Regions from separate parts of the Homo sapiens genome. Here region 2 is linked to region 1. A link is an interaction called in ENCODE POLR2A ChIA-PET data of the cell type or tissue named here. Cell type or tissue: IMR-90. All regions are shown on one strand. Each heading gives the region's core, and the rest is flanking DNA. Links, peaks and the distances in the headings are about the cores only. Region 1 has its middle 350 kb from the start of DDX10. Region 2 overlaps DDX10 (DEAD-box helicase 10).

Region 1 (2,926 bases), core at 267-2,766:
AACTGCTCTTGATCCCATTCACTCTTATCTCCTCCAGCATCTCATTTTTATGCCCAGTCCCATCTCCTCTCCCCTCTATCTCCCACCTCCCCGTCTATCTCATATTTCTACCCCTATCTCCAACCTCTCCCTCTATCTCCCACCTCCTCCCATCTCCCATCTCTCCCCTCTATCTCCTATCTTTACCCCTATCTCCCACGTCCTCCTCTATTTCCCACCTCCCCCTCTATCTCCTATTTCTACCCCTATCTCCCACCTCTCCCTCTATCTCCCACCTTCCCCCATCTCCCATCTCTCCCCTCTATCTCCTATCTCTACCCCTATCTTCCACCTCCCCCTCTATCTCCTGTCTCTACCCCTATCTCCCACCTCCCCATCTATTTCCCACCTATCCCTCTATCTCCCACCTCCCCCTCTATCTCGTATCTCTCCCTCTATCTCCCACTCTCCCCACCATCTCCCATCTCTCCCCTCTACATCCCTTCTCCCCTTCTAATTCCCATCTCTCCTATCTCCCATCTGTTTCCTCTATCTCCGATCTATCCTGCTGTCTTTCCTTCCTCTGGCTCCTTGCTCTAAGTTCATAAACAATGTGATCTCCCCATACTAAATCAGTGATTCTGGCAGGGCCATCTGTGTATTCAGGAGTCATTACTGAACACTATGAATCAGGCTCTCTGTTTGGTGCTGAAGAGACAAAGAGAAATGGGGTAATTTCCACTCCCAAGAAGTTCACACTCCAGGGGAGAAACAGATGCATGAAGAGTGGGATCAATTCTAGGTGAGTAGTAAGTACAGGATTATTAGGACAACAGTTTAAAGAGGTCTCCTTGAGACAGGGAGTATGCTCTCTATCTGTATGAAAGGACTGGAAGACTGGAAACTACATTTTCAAGATTCACTTGCCATTAAGGTTCTGAGGTTGTATCCTAATCAAGCTCCTCATCTCCTCATTCCCAGATTATGGCAACATTCTCTTGGATAGTCTCATAGCTTCAAATCATCTTCCAATCCAAACTTCACACTGCTTCAAGGGTAAACATCACTTCATAACAGACACTTCAATGGTGAATATTACCCACTACCTCCATGATACAAAAATAGCTCACCTGAACTGCACAGCAATGGAACAAGCTTTACAAAGTAGACAACTCTCGCCATTACTATTGATACTACTTATTTCGTATTTACTCTCTTACCTCTCATTACTTGCTATATTTCCGTTTGTATATGACTCATTTTCTTTACTAAGTTGTAATTTCCATGAGGGAAACCCTGCCGATGCAGGAGTTCTGAATCTTTTTCCATTGAGTCATGCCATGTTTCAATTTCTTCGTAGGCAAGAAAAATAAAAGGCAAGAGATAAATCAAGATAAATATTTGCAGCATATATGACAAAAACAGTTCTTATGTATATTATATATAAAGTGTTCTTAGAAATCTCAAAGAAAATAAATGAACATGCCAATTAAAAAATGGTCAATGAACATGAATAGGCATTTGCAAAAGAAATGCAAGTAACTGATACACATAATTTCTAAAATTATGTAAACTTACTAGTAACCAAATAAATGTAAATTAAACATTAAACATATTTTTAAAATATTATATATTTTTCTAACAATAGCTTCTTTTTATTGAGTGTTTGCAACAAGCCAGATTCCTTCTAAGAACTTGACATGAATTCATTCATTAATCTTCCCAATAAGCCTGTGAGGAAGTTACTATTACTGTTCTCTAAATTTTACGGGGAATGAGGTACAGAGAGGTTAAGTGACCTACCAGGGTCGCACAACTAGGCAGTGCTGAAGACTCAGTTTTAATTCAGATACTTGGACTCCAAAACCATGTTCTTGGCCATTCACTCTTCTAGCTCTTCTAGATGACTAAATATTCATTGGATGTTTTCTATGTGCCAGGTACAGAGCTAAATGTTGTGAATAAATTATCTTATTTGACCCTTACAATAATCCTAGAAAGGATTTATTTTTTCTTCACATAGCAGACTAAGAAATGCTAAGAGAAACTAAGAAATTTGGACAAATTAACAACTATTATAGTAAATAATAGAAATGGGTTTGTTTGTACAAAAGTCTATACAAGATGTGGGCAAGGGTTTGGGGAGATGGGTACTTTCATAAACTGTTGATGGAAAAGGTAAACAGTATAACCATTTTGAGAGGTAATGTGGCAAATATCACTGGCTTTTTTAGTTTACCATTGTCTCATGTAGTTTTTTAAGCATATTGTTTCCTTTAGAAATCACCACGTATGATGATTGTCTGATAAAGATGCCTAATTAATATTATTTATATTTGAGACTGGAGAAATAGCTAATAGTATATTCTTATAAAGAAATACAATACATTCATTAAAATGATGCTGTAGTAGAATATCTTTATGATATAAAAAAAGTTAATGATATGTTGCAAAGGGAGAAAGGTTAGATCATCAAACAGCAAGTACCATATGATTGCATTTTTATTAAGAAAACACATAATATAAATAGAGTTGACTAGATAGCTAGATAGGTAGATGTCTAGCTAGTTAGATATTTAGATACAGAGAGCTACCTAGATAGATAGCTACAGGCTAAATGTTTTTTAATAGTAAGAAAATATTTAAACTGGCTGTCTCCATATAGTAGAATTGCAATGATTTTTTTTCTTCTTTGTATTTTTCTGTATATTTTCAATTTTCTGTTTTTCCAGTTGTGACAAAGGGAAAAATGACAATTTCCATATGTGGTTCCACAGAATAAACTAAAGAAGGTGTCTTGAAGCTTATAAAAGTAATATTTCCACCTAAAGTTCACAGACAATGTCAGTGATTGTTGTGCTAAGACAGACAAAAGCCAAGAATAATTGTTAATATTTCCCATAAGCCAGTCACATAAAAGATCAGTCCTTCCTTACAAACCCAGTTA
Region 2 (2,926 bases), core at 274-2,773, 340 kb after region 1:
AGTTGAATTTACATTGCTATCTTCAACAAAAAATCCAACTTTATATTTACTGGAAAACATTTCTCCTGGAAGTCTGCAGTGATTCATACCAAATATATATGCTTCTAATTGTCATATGAAAATACAACTTAAAACATATCCCAGCTGGGCACAGTGGCTCATGCCTGAGTGTAATCTCAACACTTTGGGAGGCCAAAGTGGGAGGATTGCTTGATCTCAGGAATTTGAAACCAGCCTGGGCAATGTAGTAAGTCTTCAACTCTACAAAAAATTTTAAAATTAGCCACGCATGGTGGTATGCCCTGGTTGTCCCAGCTACTCAGGAAGCTGAAGCAGGAGGATTGTTTGAGCCCAGAAGTTGAAGGCTGTAGTGAGCTATATTCACACAACTGCACTCCAGCCTGGGTGACAGAGCAAGACCCTGTCTCGAAAAAAAGAGATAAATAAAAATTTCCCCAACTACTTGCATATCACAAACATACATACTTTTACTGTAACACATATACTTTAAGCTCTAGTTTTTAATGAGACCAAGACAAAACAATAGTTGCTAGAATTTTAGACTGAAAGGTATTTTGCTAAATATTAATGCACTTCATAAAATGTGTTCCATAACACATTAGTACTGCATAATCCTGCTAAAAAGGATGATTCCGTACCCAAAAAATTTGGTAAATGTAGCAAGCTACATCCACCTCCCTCCCACTGCTTTCAACAATCACAATGTCCCTGAAAATATTAAAGGTTGTGAGAAATAGAAATAAAACTGTTTCACTTTGACTCACCATTTGCTATTTCATCCCTTCTCCCTTCGTTTATTAAGAGGTAGTGTTGGCAAATGGTAAAATACCTCTTAACATCTATGGAAAAACATTTGTTCCCCTCCCAGACCACATTTTGGGAAATGCTACATTCAAGTACCCTGACATTTAAAGATATATGCAGAATTTGGGTAATTTTAACTGGTATATTTACTATGCTTTGCATAACCAATAACTCATAGAATGTCTTAATTCCCAGAAAACAGATATTTAAAATACCAAATCCCTAAACTAAAAAAGTAAAAAACATTTATCTTGATTGACTCAAAGAGTACATACCTATATTTTGCTTTTTCATGAACCCAGACATACTCAGGGTTTTTCAAACTCAAGCGTGCAAGGTCCTTTACAGATTTAGTTTGTGTTGCTGAGAAAAGTAAAGTCTGACGTTTCTTGGGGAGATTTTCAATAACAGCATTCATGGTATCAGCAAAGCCCATATCCAAGATTCTATCTGCTTCATCAAGAACTGAAAAAGGAAAATGCAAGTTGAACTATCATATGTAAAATATACATTAGGCTAAATGCAATGGGTATCCTGGATTGGATCCTAAAACAGAAAAAGAACATTAGCGGAAAAACTGGTAAAACCTGAATAAAGTCTGGAATTTATATGATGTAGCAATGTTAACCTTAGTTTTGATAAAAGTACCATGTCATGTAAGACATTAACACCAGGGGAAGGCTGGGCACAGTGGCTCAGGCCTGTAATCCCAGCACTTTGGGAGGCCAAGGTGGGCAGATCACAAGGTCAAGAGGTCAAGACCATCCTGGCCAACATTGTGAAACCCCGCCTCTACTAAAAATACAAAAATTAGCTGGGCGTGGTGGTGCACACCTGTAGTCCCAGCTATCGGGAGGCTGAGGCAGGAGAATCACTTGAACCCATGAGCCGAGATCATGCCACCGTACTCCAGCCTAGCAACAGAGCGAAACTCTGTATAAAAAAAAAAAAAAAAAAAAAAAAAATTAGGGGAAACCAGCTGAAGGATAATGCAGGAACTCTCCACTGCAACTTTCCTACAAATCAAAAATGTTCAAAGATAAAGTTGATTTAAAAATACACATCAGGTAGTATTCCCAAGCAAAAAAGAAAAAGTTCATTTAAAAAAATGCCAATTTGACCTTTCAAGTTATTAGAAGCAGGTGTTAAAAACCTTGGCATGGTCTAATACTAACGTGCCTAATTTCACATATAAGCGTACATACATTCTTCTGATTTTTTTAAGTCTACTTTTACTTTCTGGGTTTAGAGCCCAAATGCCAAAATGTTTCAGTAATTTTTAAGTTTGTTTTGAATCATAACATTTATCTAACATAAAATTTCTATCATAAAAATGTATAAGGGCTCTCTCCTAAGTCTGAGCTTTTTTTTTTTTTAAATTAGAAATTGATTTGACTCACCTAACATTTGGAGGTCGGTAGCATGAAAAGATACTGTTTCATCCATGTGTTGAAGAAGCCGACCTGGTGTGCACACGAGTATATTTATGTTGTTGATCCTCTCAGCTTCGTGTTTTAGATCCTGAAAACAGTTATTTATTTTGATTACACAGACACATCACTCTCAGCAGCCTGTGTACCAAAGCTATAAAAGCCATCTGCATGGGCATTTCATCACAACATTTTAGATACTCTTGGAAATAAACATAACTTTTCCCTTGTATTTCTGAACCATATCCACATTTCTGGGCTAAATAAAAGTCTTTACAGGAAGACATAAGGAGCTCAGAGTTCTAAATTCTTATTCATACCCAGGATTTTGAGGCTAAGAAAAAAAAATAATCAAATGAATACTCCAAGTCAGGATTTCCTATTTGGATCAGAACTGACATAAACTGGAATCACTCTCATTCTTTAATTCAGGACCCAGGGACATTGAACAGACTCTGACACCGCTCAAGGACTGTACTTTGTGAACTGAAAAAAGCCGAGGTTCTCTCCTTGATACAAGAACCACTTCTCACAGTCCTGGAGGCGGTGGGAAAAAACAGAATGTTGTTAATTGTTAAAGTTAGGCAACAGGTACGTAAGGGTTTGTGATGCTATTCTTTCTTCTTTTGTGCATGTTTGCATAAAAATTGAAGTATTTATCCTCACAGTCT

Evidence for each region. Peaks named below come from ENCODE experiments on the same cell type or tissue, not always from the same donor. Only the 100,000 strongest peaks of a DNase experiment are listed, where the experiment ranks them.
Region 2: POLR2A ChIA-PET joins it to region 1 with 5 read pairs; 3 of 35 experiments call an interaction of 5 or more read pairs at or near these places.

What each region holds. Positions count from the first base shown.
Region 1 is chr11:109,013,793-109,016,718 of GRCh38, reverse strand. No RefSeq gene overlaps it. Among named protein-coding and RNA genes, the nearest start is that of DDX10, 350 kb to the right of the region's middle. In IMR-90, for the core only: no CTCF peak of the experiment used is centred there; a DNase peak (open chromatin) is centred at 1,278.
Region 2 is chr11:108,677,735-108,680,660 of GRCh38, reverse strand. DDX10 (DEAD-box helicase 10) reads right to left here. Exons shown (of 18, transcript NM_004398.4): 5 at 2,226-2,346; 6 at 1,101-1,290. Among named protein-coding and RNA genes, the nearest start is that of DDX10, 14 kb to the right of the region's middle. In IMR-90, for the core only: no CTCF peak of the experiment used is centred there; no DNase peak of the experiment used is centred there; H3K27ac peaks cover 188 bases.